Regions from separate parts of the Homo sapiens genome. Here region 2 is linked to region 1. A link is a loop called in an ENCODE intact Hi-C map of the cell type or tissue named here. Cell type or tissue: PC-3. All regions are shown on one strand. Links, peaks and the distances in the headings refer to the core of each region. The heading gives the core; the rest is flanking DNA.

Region 1 (8,330 bases), core at 255-8,254:
CAGCCTCAGCAACAGAGTGAGACTCTGTCTTAAAAAAAAAAAAAAATTCCTTTTTTGCTAGTGTATTGGTTTCCTATTGGTGTGGGAACAAATTACTACTAACTCTGTGGCTCAAAACAACACAAATGTATTCTCCTACAGTTCTGGAGGTCTGAAGGACAAAATCAACCTCACTAGACTCAAGTCAAACATCAGTAGGGCTGCGTTCTTGCTGAAAACAGTGGAGAGAATCTGTTTCCTTGCCTCTCCCGGCTTCCAAAGGCCGCCTGCTTTCCCTGGCTCCTGGCTCCTTCCTTGCCTCCAGCACATCTCCTACTCTGGACTGACCCTCCTGCCTCCCCTTCGCAAGGACCCTTGCGATTCCGTGGGCCCACCTTAATAATCCAGGATAATCTCCTCATCTCAAAATCCTTAACTTGACCATATCGGCAAAGTCCCTTTGTAAGGTAAGATTCACAGGTTCTAGGAATGAGATCATAGACATCTTTGGTGGGGGTGGGGGAGGCATTATTCAGCCTAGAAGAGTCCATTTCTGTTGCTTGCAACTAAAGAATTCTGATTGATATGTCAAAAGTCACAAACCCAACCCCAAACTCTAAAGATACTGCATTTTGGCTGAAAGCAGTGGCTCACAACTGTAATCCCAGCACTTTGGGAGGCTGAGATGGGCAGATTGCTTGAGCTCAGGAGTTTGAGACCAGCCTGGGCAACATGGTGAAACCGTCTCTACAAAAAATACAAAAATTAGCTGAGCTTGGTGGTTCATACCTGTGGTCCCAGCTACTCAAGAGGCTGAGGTGAGAGAATCACTTGAGCCCAGGTGACAAAGGCTGCTGTGAACCATGATCATGCCACTGCACTCCTGCCTGGGCAACAAAGTGAGACCCTTTCTCAAAAACAAAAAAAAAAATTATTTTTTATTTGAATTAGAAAGTCTTAGGAGTGGTTTGAACCCCACAGTTCACTGAAGCCCTGAGACTTATTTTTGCCTACCTACCTAGTTGTTTAAGTTACCTGCCTAGCACCTGAGAGCACATTGGTTGCCATCCTATAACAGGTGTGCAGCTACGGGTTCCAAAAATTAGCCCGATGTCACTACCCGAATGCTTTAGGACGTGGCAGATGGATGTAGTGGGATCAGTGCCCCTCCTGGCAGCTCCAGCCAGACCCTCAGCTGAGCTTTGTAGGGGCAGCTGTGTCTTAATGGGAGGATGAAGGAACAGGAACAGGTGGAAGGAAGGAAGGAAGGAAAGAAGGGAGGGAGGGAGGAAGGGTAGATGAATGGATGGGTGGACAGATGGATAGAGGAGGATGGATGGATAAGGGAATCGATGGATGGATAGACAGATGGATAGAAAGAAAAGATTATCCAGTATTTACCAGAATGAGGCCTCAGAAGTAACAAAGCTATGGAAGAAAAAGCAAATACGATGTGTTTATGTTATACGCAGGAGTAAAAGGAGGTGGCAACTTTGCTGGTTTGGTCTGTGATTGAAACAAAAATTCTCTTGAAAACAAACCTCCAGTCAGTTTTGCTTCTGCAAAGCGAACAGGCTTATAACCTCATTACAAAGATAGTCCATGTCACCCACTCTCAGCCTCCCGGGCCATTCAGAAGATTTGGTCCAATGAACAAAGAACCTAGATAGGAAAGCGGCAGCAGGAAGAGGACAGAACCAAACCCTCTCAAAAAGCTATAAAAAAAAGCTCCAAGTTCAGGGAGGAAAAGTAATCATCCTGTAATTTGCTGTTCACTAATGGAATCTATTAATTTATAGCCACAAAAGAATCAGCTAATTTGTGGTTAATGGTGTTTAAAAGATAAACAACATAGATTAAATCTATGGAGCCCAACCCAGGTTCACCAGAATCTGTCTGCACAGAAAGCTCTGGATGGGGGAGAGATGAGCCCAGCCCCAGGCTGCGGTGGACAGTGGCGCTCAGAGGTCTGCTGGGAGCAAAAAGAGATTTGGGTGAAACAGGTAAGCCCGTCCTCCAAGGTACCACATGTAGTCCCAGAGGAGGCTTATTTACTCCATAGGTTTCCTGTAAAATTGCAAATCCTCTCCTCCCTGACACAACACCATCCCTGCTCTCTCCTGCAGGGACCACCCCACCCCACTGCAGCAGTCTCCCTAACCTGCCACATTCCTTCCCACCTCTGGCCCTTGCACTTCCTGCACATGTAGCTGGACGGCCTTTTTTTTTTTTCTTTCTTTCCTGGGAAAAATAATCCAGATTATGGAGAGTTAACTTACTGAATGTCCCCTTGGAGAAGAGGCATTTCACATAACCACATCTCAGAGATTCCTGAACATCTCCCGTGAGACTGCTCCTATCCCATTCTCAGCCCCATTTTACTGGTCAGAAAACTGAGGGCTAGAAAGGTGAAGCAGCTGGCCCAAAGCTTCACTGTACATGTGGGGTGGGTCTGAGATTTGAATCCATGTCTTTCTGCTTCCAGAATCTGAGGGCTAGACCAGCATTTCCCAAAACTTACTTTTTTTTTTTTTTTTTTTTGAGATGGAGTCTTGCTCTGTCACCAAGGCTGGAGTGCAGGGTCGGGACCGCTGTTCACTGCAACCTCCGCCTCCTGGGTTCAAGTGATTCTCCTGCCTCAACCTCCCGAGTAGCTGAGATTACAGGCATGCGCCACCATGCCTGGCTAATGTTTGTATTTTTAGTAGAGATGGGGTTTCACCATGTTGGCCAGGCTGGTCTCGAACTCCTGACCTTAAGCAATCCGCCCGTCTTGACCTCCCAAAGTGCTGAGATTACAGCCGTGAGCAACTGCGCCCAGCCTTACTCATTCTCATAACAACATTTTTGCCATGTCTGCTACCACCTATATGTATGATATTTGTTTAAATGGACTCCCTGCCACTTTTATTTTTTGTTAATTTTAGTTTCATCCTGAACAATGTTATCCAGGTCTGATAAGTTAATAACATAGTTGCTTCTAACATAAACTTGGAATAAATACCTGACTACTAAGATAAACATGTGCCTGTGTCCTGCCTTATAATCTTATAAACCTCAGTGGTTCAAGAACTACACACATTTTAACCACACATCCCAAAAAGTCATAATCACACGGTGTGTGTCCCGCTCACCATAGCCTGCATGCACTATCAAGTTCTAGCCTCTGTCAACCTTCTCCTGATATAAGCCACCCTTGAAAATGCACTGGGCCAGGCGTGGCGGCTCACGCCTGTAATCCCAACACTTTGGGAGGCCAAGGCGGGCAAATCACGAGGTCAGGAGTTCGAGACCAGCCTGGCCAACATGGTGAAACCCCATCTCTACTAAAAATACAAAAAATTAGCTGGATGTGGTGGCAGACACCTGTAATCCCAGCTACTGGGGAGGCTGATGCAGGAGAATCACTTGAACCCAGAAGGCAAAGTTTGCAGTGAGCTGAGATCAGGCCACTGCATTCCAGCCCAGGTAACAGTGAAAGACTCTGTCTCAAAAAAAAAAAAAAGAAAGAAAGAAGAAAGAAGAAAGAAAAGAAAGAAAGGAAGGAAGGAAAGAAAGGAAGGAAAGAAAGAAAATGTATCAAAAGCCCTCCTTTTTCCTGAAGGCCTCTTGACTCCTCCAGCCCAAAAGCGCCCCTCCCTTTGTTGACAGCTAGAAAATTCATGCCATGAGCAAGCCACAAAAAGACAGGATAAAAAACAGGATGTGGCTTTTGTTTCTTCAAGTAGACTGGAAGATCTTGGAGGATTATAAAAAAAAATGAAAACAAAACAATTCCTATACCTTGAAGTCTAAGCTCTGGGAAACAGAGATGGACGCACACAGCAGGTGCTCAATAAAGCCTGGGGGAAATGATGGATGTGGACACAGTACAGAGAGGGGGCCAGGCAGCACTTTCATGGCTAGGTTGGGGCCGGCCTGAATCATCCTTCCTCCTTTGCTAACAAGGGTCAAAACTTCACCTGGGGATGCTCCCTCCCTTCCCACAGCCCAGGGCTCCAGGATGGGCCTGGGACACAGCCTGCCCAGTCCATGCAGAAAATCCCCCTAGCTATTCCCATTGGTTCAGAAAGCGGGTCTGTTACCCAAACCTGGCTGAGGGAGTCAGGCCCAGCATTTTTGTTCAAATGGATGAGGATGGAGCAGCTCTTTCTTGCCAGCTTGAACCTGGGAGCCGTGGGCCTGGAAACACTGTCACCTTCCTGCTCCCACAGGGAGCCTGGGAGTTAGAACCCTTGTGGAAGAGGCAGAGACATAAGAGAGGGCAGGGCTTGGCAATGTGATTTGAGATCCTGGATCAAGACATTCCTGAAACAAGTTCTACCCTTGGATTTTTTTAGACAAACTTTTTTTTCTTGGCGTAAGCCTTTTTGAGTTGGGTTTTCTGTTACTTAGGCCCAAAAACACCCTGGAGGAACCCCTGACTAGGAGCCAGGGAAGCAGACTCAATTGTATCTGGGGTCTAAATGACCCTGGGTGAGTCATTTCATCTCACATGACCCTGCCCCAAAGAGGCCTTCCCTGACCATTCTTTCAACAGCAGCTTCCATCCCTCCCTACCGCTCACTTCCTTGTCCAGCCCCATCATTGCACAATATCACATTCCATATTCATGACCTTGTTTGCTAGTACTCTGCCTCCCTCACTGCGGTGTCCTCAGAACTCAGAATAAGGCTGGCATGCAGACACCTTCTGTAAATATTTGTTGCAGGATCTTGCCTCGGTTTCTGCAGCTGTAAAATGGGAGAGCAGTGCTGCGTTGTCCTCAGTAGCCTGCCATCAGGGCTGCATTCACTTCCTCCTTTCATTGCTGCCACCCAGGCCTCCGGGAACGTGGCACAAGGTCTCACCCAAAGGCGCTGGAGTGCCTCCCAGAAAACTACCTTTCCCACAGAGTAGAAAGTTTTATGATTTTCCTCCATTTCTTCCTCTGCCTACACAATCTCATTGACTAGAAAGTCCCTCTTGATGTCTAACCCAATATTTCATGCTGCAACCAAAGTCTATTTATGTGCATCTTTTCTGAGTTCTGGAGTTCAGCAGCTGGAGTGCTGACTTCCAGACATTCCCAGCCAAGTAAGAACACAAAAGAACCAGTTTAAAGTGAGAAGAAATCCAGTGAGAAAATAAAAATTCCTTTACCTAGGAGATGCCCTCATTTCCTTCCCATGACCAGCTTCTGACTCGTCAGAAAGCTCTTTACTTGTCTCCACACCTATGAACACAGCTCTTCCAGAGATGTGGGTACAGAAGATGAGAGTAAAATAAATAAACTATCTGTTTAATCATTCTTATTGCCAAAACAACGGCTGAGCCAAAATACCGAGGCTCTGATTCATCCCAACTGACGTCCGTTCTAGGGAGGAGGCAGGAGGCAGGGAAGTAAGAATTTTTAAACCCGTTTTCCAGATGAATTCAGAGGAGGCTGGGACGTTCCACAGCGCCAACCCCACAGTAAGCAACAGAAGCGAACCACTTTCTCTTTGTGGTCGAGGATCTGTCTTCTCTTCATTTAAATAGGGCAGAATTCAGTGGCTCGCACCTGTAATCCCAGCACTTTGGGAGGCTGAGGCAGGTAGATCACTTGAGGTCAGGAGTTCGAGACCAGCCTGGCCAACATGGTGAAACCCTGTCTCTACTAAAAATACACAAAATTAGCCGGGTGTGGTAGTGGCGCCTGTAATCCCAGCTACGCAGGAGCCTGAGGCAGGAGAATCACTTGAACCAGAAGGTGCAAGTTGCAGTGAGCCGAGATTGCGCCACCGCGCTCCAGCCTGGGCGACAGAGCAAGATTCCATCTAAAAAATAAATAAATAAAAATAAAAATAGGCCGTCGTTGTGGCTCACGCCTGTAATCCCAGCACTTTGGGAGGCTGAGGCAGGTGGATCACCTGAGGTCAAGAGTTCAAGACCAGCCTGGCCAATATGGTGAAACCCCGTCTCTACAAAAAATACAAAAATTAGCCAGGCTCAGTGGCAGACACCTGTAGTCCCGGCTACTCAAGAGGCTGAGGCAGGAGAATCGCTTGAACGTGGGAGGTGGAGGTCACAGTGAGCTGACATTGCGCCACCACACTCCAGCTTGGGTGACAGAGGGAGACTCCATCTCAAAAATAATAATAACAATAAAAATAAAAATAAAAATAAATGGGGCAGAATTCAAAGGAAGATACACAGTACCTAGGATGCAGATTTCATCATTCATTCACTCACTCATTCATTCATTCAAGAAAATGAAAAGCCTCGACTGAGCACCTTCCCTGTGCCCCAAGCTGGCTGTCTTCCCAAGTCACCTTGCACCTTCCCCACCCCTCTGGGGGAGGAAAGTCAGGAATCATCCACCCATTGGCTGAGTCGGGAGGCTGAATGACGTAATTGTTGAAAACATTGTTCCTAGTCTGTTCTTTGTCTTTTAATTTTATTTGTGGTGTTTCTTGACGTCCAGGGATTGTTAATGTTCATATAGTCAAATCTTTATGTCTTTCCTTTGAGGACTCTGGCCTGAGATACCTAGAAAGGGCTCCATGGGGAGTAACATTTAGAGCCATATTTAAGGCCATACGTCATGAGCAGTCAGGGGGTCCAAGGAGGCGATCCTGGCTCATTCGTTCATTTTACAAATGAAGAAACTGAGGCTCCATGGTGAGTAGGCAGCCCTGCCAGAGTCCAGGATTCTACCCAGGGCTCTTTCTGCACATAATGAGTTGCTCAGAGACCCTTATAAAAGTTAAGAAAAGACAGAGGGCTCTCCACCTCCCAGGCTGCATTGCCGAGTGACTGACACAGCTTCTGTGAAGCCAGAGGCCATCTCATTCGCCCTATAAATTCCGTGTCATCTGCTTTGCTCTGAATATTCGTTCAACTGTCCCGCTGTGGCTATGGGCCCTCAAACCCATTCCCCTGAAGGCCCTTCTAGGCTTATGAAGGCAGACACCACCAGGGAAAACATGAAGAGTCAACATAAGCATCCAAAATTCCAGGGACTGTGCTCGCTCCGGCAGCACATACACTAAAATTGGAACGATACAGAGAAGATTAGCGTGTCCCCTGCACAAGGATGACATGCAAATTTGTGAAACGTTCCATAATTTTTTTAATAATAAAAATAAATTCCTGGAACAGTGAACTCATGGAAGCAGAAGGTAGAATGGTGATTGCCAGGGGGTGGTCAAAGGATACAAATTTTCCGTTAGAGAGGAGGAATAACTTCAAGTGATCTGTTGTACTACGTGGAGACTATAGTTAATAACAAGATTTTTTTTTTTTTTTTGAGACAGTTTCCCTCTGCCACCCAGGCTGGAGTGCAATGGCGCGATCTCGGCTCACTGCAATCTCCACCTCCTGGGTTCAGGTGATTCTCCTGCCTTAGCATCCTGAGTAGCTGGGATTACAGGCATGTGCCACCACACCCGGCTAATTTTGTATTTTTAGTAGAGATGGGGTTTCACCATGTTGGTCAGGCTGCTCTCGAACTCCTGACCTCAGATGATCTGCCGGCCTTGGCATCCCAAAGTGCTGGGATTACAGGTGTAAGCCACCGTGCTCAGCCAACAAGATATTCTTGAAAATCAGGAAAAGAGTAGATTTTAAGTGTTCTCACCACAAAGAATAAGTATATGAAGTAATGCATATGCTAATGAGCTTGAATTAGCCACACTACCAGGTATACACATTTCAAAACATTATGTTGTATACAATAAATAAATACAACTTGTATTCATTATAATTAATTTTTAAAACTCCTGGACACGAAAAACCATCACTAATACAATTAAAAGACATAAAACAATGAGGAAAAATATTCCCAACCTACATGACAAAGTATTTAGCCTCTTAAAATAGACAAAGCTCGTATAGAGTCATAAAAATGGCTAAAGAAAAATGACAGGCAAATCACAGAAATGGAAATAAAAGTGGGCAATGCATGCAGGAGAAATGTTTAGATTCATGAGGAATCAAGCAATGGAGGTGGAAATTGTAATTGTAATGACATCATTCCGTATCTCTTTCAGAGTAGCAATATTTGAAAAGAATGGTAACCCACGGTGTTAGCCAAATGGAGAAATGGTACCCTCACAACTGGAGGAAAGAAACAGATTCAACTGTTCTGAGTTTTGGAATACATATTAAAGTCCTTTAAAATGTGCATTTTTTTTATTCCTAAGGAATTATTTAGAAACTACGTATAAGGAAAGAAATGTATTTCCACATCATTTATATGGGAAATGTTGAAAGCAGCCTGTAGGCTCAGCACTAAAGAACTGGTGAAATATTCTCCAGTACAGACTTTGCTGTAATGATATGAAGCCATGGAAGTGACTGATGCTTCATAAAAGATGATGACAACATGC
Region 2 (8,330 bases), core at 219-8,218, 120 kb after region 1:
TGAAACCCCGTCTCTACTAAAAATACAAAAATTAGCTGGACATGGTGGCAGTGCCTGTAATCCCAGCTACTTGGGAGGCCGAGGCAGGAGAATCGCTTGAACCTAGGAGGCGGAGGTTGCAGCGAGCCAAGGTCGCGCCACTGCACTCCAGCCTGGGCAACAAGAGTGAAACTCCATCTCCAAAAATAAAAAAGAGACGCAGTCTTTCCATGTTGCCCAGGCTGGTCTTGAACTCCTGGACTCAGGTGATCTTCCCGCCTAGGCCTCCCAAAATGCTGGGATTACAGGCTTGAGCCATTGTGCCCAGCCCTGACTTTTAATCTTTTTGTTTTTTTAAAAAACAACTTTATTAGCCAGGCGTGGTGGTACACACCCATAATCCAGCACTTTGGGAGGCCAAGGCAGGTGGATCGCTTGAGTTCAGGAGCTTGAGATCAGCCTGGGCAACACGGCAAAACCTCATCTCTACAAAAAATTAGCCGCTACAAAAATCAGCCGGGCCTGGTGGCAGGTGCCTGGAATCCCAGCTACTCGGGAGGCTGAGGCAAAGAATCACTTGAACCTGGGAGGCAGAGGCTGCAGTGAGCCGAGATTGTGCCACTTCACTCCAGCCTGGGTGACAGAATGAGACTCTGTCTCCAAAAAAAAAAAAAATTAGCCGGGCATGGTGGCACACTCCTGTGGTCCCAGCTACTCTGGAGGCTGAGGCAGGCTTAAACCTGGAAGGTGGAGGTTGCAGTGAGCTGAGATTGCACCACTGCACTCCAGCCTGGATGACAGAGGATTACAGAGTGAGACCACATCTCAAAAATAAAAAAAAAATAAACTTTTTTGATGTATAATTTACATATCACAAAATTCACCCATTGTTAATGCACAATTCTGTGACTTTTAATATTTTTTGCATATGCATAATCATTATCATAATCCCATTTTTAAATATTTATATCACCCCTGGCAGGGCGTGGTGGCTCACGCCTGTAATCCCAGCACTTTGAGAAGCCGAGGCAGGTCAGGACTTGGAGACTAGCCTGGCCAACATGGTGAAACCCCGTCTCTACTAAAAATACAAAAATTAGCCAGGCGTGGTGGTGGGTGCCTGTAGTCCCAGCTCCTTGGGAGGCTGAGGCAGGAGCATTGCTTGAACCTGGGAGGCGGAAGTTGCAGTGAGCAGAGATCATGCCAATGCACTCCAGCCTGGACGACAGAGCAGGCTGTCTCAAAAGACTCTGTCTCAAAAAAAAAAAAAAAAATTCCATCACCCAAAAAGTTTTTTCGAGTGCTATAGTTTTAAAGCCATTCCCTTTACATTCTGATACCCGAGAGTAAACCTTGAAATCCTCCAAGGCAAAAATGTTCTCCTGAGAGACCCAAGTTAGCTCCTATTTCCATCCTTGGGAGACAGCTCTTTGGGTAGGGTGCTATTTAATTGGCATAATGGGTACTATTTAATTTGCATACTGGGCCCCCTTGCCCCATGAGATAAATAGAGGGATGGCTGGGAGGCCCCAGAGAGACAGTGCCTGGTGATCTGGCAGAGACTATTTTATCATCTCCAAGTAAAAAATGGAGAAAAAATTTGAGACTCCAAAGAGATTCCACCTAAGACGGGGGGTCATCACTCATTGAAAAAATAACATAAACCTGGTTTTGGGGATCTTTTTTCTAGTCTCTGATGTGTCAACCAAAGCCAGTTTTTCTCAGCCTGTCAGGCTCTGGTCTCTTGAGATGTTGAATGCAATTGTGGGAAGGAGGAGGAATTGAGTGATGTCTTCAAACATATTTGAGTAACACTTGGATAAGCAAAACTGTCTTGAGTGCAGAATTTCTCAGAGCCCTCCATGTGCTGGGAAAGACTAGGAACCCCCAAAAGGGAGCTGCTGGACCAGGCAAGTCATTTTTCAGGGAAGATGGAATTGGTACCCACAGAACACCTCTCATGTCTGAGGCCTCTGGAACACAGTTACATAAGAAATAGTAGCAAAGACTCCACGTGTACAATGCCTGTTTCAAAGGCTGAGCTTGGGGCTTTGTGCTGGGTATGTCTTTAGATGACATAGCAGCCCTAGATTTTTTGTTTGTTTGTTTTTTGAGACAGAGTTTCGCCCTCGTCACCCAGGCTGGAGTGCAGTGGCGCAATCTCAGCTCACTGCAACCTCTGCCTCCAGGGTTCAAGCGATTCTCCTGCCTCAGTCTCCCAAGTAGCTGGGATTACACGCATGCACCACCACGCCTGGTCAATTTTGTATTTTTATTTTTATTTATTTATTTATTGAGACGGAGTCTCACTCTTTCACCCAGGCTGGAGTACAGTGGTGCAATCTTGGCTCACTGCAACCTTCATCTCCCAGGTTCAAGCGATTCTCCTGCCTCAGCCTCCCAAGTAGCTGGGATTATAGGCATGTGCCACCACGCCTGGCCAATTTTGTATTTTTATTTTTCTTTGTGTTTATTTATTTATTGAGACGGAGTCTCACTCTTTCACCCAGGCTGGAGTGCAGTGGTGCAATCTTGGCTCACTGCAACCTCCGTCTCTCAGGTTCAAGGGATTCTTCTGCATTAGCTTCCTGAGTGGCTGGGATTACAGGTATGTGCCACCACACCTGGCTAATTTTTGTACTTTTAGTAGAGATAGGTTTTTGCCATGTTGGCCAGGCTGGTCTTGAACTACTGACCTCAGGTGATCCACCCTCCTCAGCTTCCTAAAGTGGTGGGATTACAGGCATAGCCACCGCGCCCGGCCGCAGCCCTGTTTCATAGAAGGTGATGGTCTGAAACTGGAACACCGTGGCCACCACACTAAACCGTCTCCTTTGTGAGGCCATTCCTCTCAGGAGCAGGCACACAGCAAGTGCTCAAAAATTAGCAAGCACTGGCCAGGTGCAGTGGCTCACACCTGTAATCCCAGCACTTTGGAAGGCAGAGGCAGGAAGATTGCTTGAGCTCAGGAGTCTGAGAACAGCCTGGGCAACACAGCCAGACCCTATCTCTACAAAAAAATGAAAAACCAATTAGCAGGGAATGGTGGTGTGTGCCTGTGGTCCCAGCTACTCAGGAAGATAAGGCAGGAGGATCATTTGAGCCCAGCAGGTCGAGGCTACAGTGAGCATTGATTGTGCCACTACACTCCAGCCTGGGTGACAGAACGAGACCCCACCTCAAAAAAAAAGAAAAATTAGTAAGTACTGATTTCAGTGGAAGAACAAACTATCACAGACAGACTCATCCAGCTTAGCATTTGGAAACGTGCCTAATTCTGGTTAAATAAGATGGTTTGGCCAGGCACAGTGGCTCAAGCCTGTAATCCCAGCACTTTGGGAGGTGGAGGCGGAGGGATCACCTGAGGTCAAGAGTTCGAGACCGGCCTGGCCAACATGGTGAAACTCTGTCTCTACTAAACATACAAAAAAATTAGCTGGGCATGGTGGTAGGCACCTGTAATACCAGCTACTTGGGAGGCTAAGGCAGGAGAATTGCTTGAACTTGGGAGGCAGAGGTTTCAGTGAGCTGAGATCATGCCATTGTACTCCAGCCTGGGCAACAAGAGTGAAACTCCATCTCAAAAAAAAAAAAAAAAAAAAAAAAAAAAAAAAAAAGATGGTTTATGCATATAATGAAATACACAGCAACAAAAAAAATGAGACATTTCTTTATAGGTTGACATGGAAAGATTTTAAGATATGTCCTTAAGCAAACAAACAAAATGTATGCACAGCTGGCTTCCACTTAGATGTCTCACAGGCAACTTAATTTATCCAAAGGGCAGCATGTTCTCTTCTTTCATAAACAGCTCTTTTGTTATTGTTGTTTGCTTTTTGTGTTTTGTTTTTGAGACAGGCTGTCACTCTGTTGCCCAGGCTGGAGTGCAGTGGCTCAATCACGGCTCACTGCAGCCTTGACTTCCTGGGCTCAAGGGATCCTCCCACCTGAGACTCCCAAGTAGCTGAGACTACAGGCGCTCACCACCATGCCTGGCTAATTTTTGTATTATTTGTAGAGCCTATGTTGCCTAGGCTGGTCTCGAACTCCTGAGCTCAAACTCTAGCCTCAGCTTCCCAAAGTCCTGGGATTATAGGCGTGAGCCACCATGCCCAGTCCCAAACAGCCCTTCTGATACCCAGTCAGCCTGCCAGATGCCCAGAGCAAAAACCCTGGAGCCAGCCTGGACTCTTCTTGTTCTCTTGTTCCTATTTTTCAGCAAATCCTCTTGGCTTTACCTACAAAATATATCCCAACTCTGACGGACCAATTTTCACCTTCTCCTCTACTCTTGTGTTGGCACAAGTGTATTCATTTCCTGGGGCTGCTGTAACAAATTGTCCAAAATTGATGGCTTAAAACAACAGAATCTTTTTCACTCAGGGTTCTGGAGGCTAGAGGTCTGAAATAAAGGTATGGGCGGGGCTGCTTTCCCTCTGAAGGCTCTGGGGGAGGGCCCTTCCTGGCTTCTTCCAGCTTCTGGTGCTTCTGCCAGGAACACCAGTTCCTGGGCATCACTGCCATCTCTGGCTCTGTCTTCACATCCCCTCTCTCTGTGTATCTTTCTGTGGCTTCCCCTTTTTATGAGGATATCAGTCATTTAGGGTGGGTCCTAAGTCCAGGATAATTTCATCTTGAGATCTTTAGCTACATCTGCAAAGACTCTAAGACCAAACAAGGTCACATTCTGAGATACCAGGTGGACATAAATTTGGGAGAAAAACTATTGAACCCAGCACACCAACTCACCACCATCTTTTGTTTGATGATTTCTCTAGCCTCCAACTGTCTTGAGTTTCTGACCTTGACCCCCTACAGTCAATGTACAAGACAGTAGCCAAAGTGATCCTGGTGAAAATGTCAGGTCTCATCCCTGTTGTCCCAACCTTCAAAGGTCCCCACCTCATCTGGAGCAAAAGGCAGACTTCTTCCCAGGGGCCATGAGGTCCCACAGCCCTCCTAGTCCCTGCTTTGCAGCCTCAGCTATCCCAGCTGTTCCTCCAATCTGTTGGGCACGGTCCCCATCTCCAGGCCTTTGCACTTTGTACCCTTTTCCTAGACTTCTGTTTCTTCTACACTTGCTCCCTCCCCTCCCCTCCCCTCCATGAAACTTTCCGAAGCCCCAGAAATGCACATTCCTGCCCCTTTTAATTTTTTCTCCAAAGCACTTCTCACCCTGGGAACACTCAGTGCATTTTACACGTCCGTTGTGTGAGCTGTCTGGGTCCTCACCAGGATGAACCGCCTGAGGGCCAATCTCTTTCTGCTGTGTCCTCAGCACCCAGAACAGTGTCTGGCACACAACAGACACTCTATTGAGTTTTAAATTTTTTTAATATATTAAATTTTAAAAATACACGGAACGCTTCATGAATTTGCATGTCGTCCTTGCACAGGGAACATACTGATCTCTATTGTTCCAATGTTAGTATATGTGCTGCTGAAGCGAACACAGAGTTTAAAGAGGTGTTCAATGACTACATGAATGTACTCATGCTAGGAAACAAAATAGAGGGTGCCCGGAGCCTGAAGCCCACCACTAAAGATAGTTGGGGAGAGGGCAAGAGTGGCCCACCGACATTCCGTATGTTTTTAAAGTGTATTCATTGCCATAGGGATATTTTTCCATCTATCAGACTGTCAAGAATGCAGAATACTAGCCAGAGGCCAGGCGCAGTGGCTCACGTCTGTATTCCCAGCACTTTAGGAGGCTGAGGCAGGTGGATCATTTGAGGTCAGGAGTTCGAGACCAGCCTGACCAACATGGTGAAACCCCATCTCTACAAAAAAATACAAAAAAAGTAGCCGGATGTGGTGATGCATGCCTGTAGTCCCAGTTATTCGGGAGGCTGAGGCAGGAGCATCACTTGAACCCAGGAGGCAGAGGTTGCAGTGAGCCGAGATCGCACCACTGCACACAAGCCTGGGTGACAGAGTGAGACTCTGCCTCCAAACAAAAACAAAAACAGAATACTGGCCAAGTGCTGTGGCTCATGCCTGTAATCCCAGCACTTTGGGAGGCCGAGGTGGGTGGATTGCTTGAGCCCAGGAGTTTGAGACCACCCAGGGCAACATGATGAAAGCCCATCTCTACAAAAAAATTAGCCAGGCATGGTATTGCACACCTGTAGTCCCAGCTACTTGGGAGGCTAAGGTGGGAGGATCACCTGAGCCCTGGAGGTAGAGGTTGCAGTGAGCTGAGTTCACGCCACTGCACTCCAGCCTAGGCAACAGAGGGAGACTCTGTCTCAAAAAAAAAAAAAAAAATTAAATTAAGAAAAATTTTTAAAGGATTTAGAATGATAAAATTAAGAATATATTAATCTAACTTGGCAAGAGCTGGAGACCCAGCCCTTGTGTGGGGCTGCTGGAAGGGCTTCTGGGGTCAGTGTCTCTGGGGGCCAACATGCTGTGTGGGATGAACAAAAGCCTTAGTTCTGTTCAACTAAGGCCCCTCTTGGGCTGTCAGTGACATGTCTAAGATTCTTTCCTTTTTTTTTTTTGAGACAGAGTCTCGCTCTAACACCAGGCTAAAGTGCAGCGGCATAATCTCAGCTCACTGCAACCTCCGCCTCCTGGGTTCAAGTGATTCTCCTGCCTCAGCCTCCCAAGGAGCTGGGATTACAGGCAAGCACCACCACGCCCAGCTAATTTTTGTATTTTTAGTAAAGAAGGGGTTTCACCATGTTGGCCAGGATGGCGTCAATCTCCTGACCTCGTGATCCACCCACCTCGGCCTCCCAAAGTGCTGGGATTATAGGCGTGAGCCACCACGCCCAGCATACCCAAGATTCTTAATTTGTCTTTAGTATCTTGGTCACAAAGTGACTCCCTCTGGTTGGGTCTCATTTTTGTAAACTCTCCCTGGAGGCTCCAATTCCATTTCCAGGAGTCAGAGGGCGGCCGTTGGGACCCCATCGCAGCTAGGGAACCATGGGGCTCCTGAACTGCAGTTACTAGACAGATGATGACAGTACTTCCCTGGAGGCCTATTTGGAGGATTAAAATGTAATAATGGTCGGGCACGGTGGCTCGTGCCTGTAATCCCAACACTTTGGGAGCCTGAGGCAGGCGGATAATTTGAGGTCAGGAGTTCGAGACCAGTCTGGCCAACACAATGAAACCCCGTCTCTACTAAAAATACAAAAATTAGCCAGACATGGTAGCAGGCACTTGTAATCCCAGCTACTTGGGAGGCTGAGGCAGGAGAATCACTTGAACCCAAGAGGCAAAGGTCATAGTGAGCTGAGATCATGCCACAGCACTCCAGCCTGGGCGACAGAGTGAGACTCGGTCTCAAAAAAAAAAAAAGTAATAATGGATGTAAAACATTTGGCCTGGACCCTGGTGCATACTAAGTGCTTAATAAACAATATCTGGGCTGGGAGCAAGTGGTTCACGCCTATAATCCTAGCACTTTGGGAAGCTGAGGCGGGCGGATCACCTGAGGTCAGGAGTTCGAGACCAGCCTGACCAACATGGTGAAACCCCGTCTCTACTAAAAATATAAAAATTAGCTGGGCATGGTGGTGCATGCCTGTAATCCCAGCTACTCGAGAGGCTGACGCAGGGGAATCATTTGAACCCAGGAGGTGGAGGTTGCAGTGAGCCAAGACTGTGCCACTACACTCCAGCCTGGGCAACAGAGTGAGACTCTGTCTCAAAAAAAAAACAAAATAAAATCTGTTGTTATGTTAATCCTTTTAAATAATTATTTAAATGGCATAATTTGCCATTTAAACTTTTTTTTCCCCAAATCAACTGCTTGGCTAATGACCTCCAAGGTTCCTGTCAATGTTGACAGTCAATAAAGCTCTAATGAGCCTCACCCTTGGGCACAGCCCTGTCCTACCTCCTCTGATTACTTTAACTTGAGGAATTTTTATTGTGAGCTAGACAATGCCAGCCCCACCCAGAATGCAGCTTCCCCCATCCCCTGTCCTGGTGTGTCAGGGGCAAGTGGAGGTCCCAGTCTTCAGAGCCACCATAAAACCCATCCATCGTAGGCTTTGGAGCTCCAAGACAGGCCAGCTCCAGGGAAGCACCAGCCACAGGGCCCTGCCTGAACAACTTGGGACCCATCTAAATGACACCAAGAGCATCTCCCATGGAAATTTCCTTCCCTAGGCCTCCCTGCATGGTCTTACTTGCACACAGCTGGTTTATTGAGCCTTTTCTGACTTGGTAAACTTTGCTGAGGCCCAATCCTGGGAGTTTTACATCATCCCCTCTTGATTCCTCACCCTGCTCCTGAGCCCATCCAACTCATCAGCAAGTTCTGTCAGCTCCGCCTTCAAAATACTTCCCAGGTCTTTCTGGCCCTCCATCATGGCTCCTACCAGCCAATGAGC

What was found. Hi-C counts contacts between places; a loop is a spot of excess contacts. Peaks named below come from ENCODE experiments on the same cell type or tissue, not always from the same donor. Only the 100,000 strongest peaks of a DNase experiment are listed, where the experiment ranks them.
Region 2: a loop joins it to region 1, with 10 times the contacts of the local background. A loop is called at or near these places in 1 of 110 quality-filtered maps.

The regions. Positions count from the first base shown.
Region 1 is chr20:56,784,722-56,793,051 of GRCh38, reverse strand. It overlaps the pseudogene RNU6-929P. Among named protein-coding and RNA genes, the nearest start is that of TFAP2C, 160 kb to the right of the region's middle. RefSeq lists enhancers at 3,173-3,931, 3,932-4,691. In PC-3, for the core only: no CTCF peak of the experiment used is centred there; DNase peaks (open chromatin) are centred at 3,651, 4,561 and 5,241; H3K4me3 peaks cover 686 bases; H3K27ac peaks cover 4,115 bases.
Region 2 is chr20:56,664,532-56,672,861 of GRCh38, reverse strand. It overlaps the pseudogene RNU6-1146P. Among named protein-coding and RNA genes, the nearest start is that of TFAP2C, 39 kb to the right of the region's middle. In PC-3, for the core only: no CTCF peak of the experiment used is centred there; no DNase peak of the experiment used is centred there.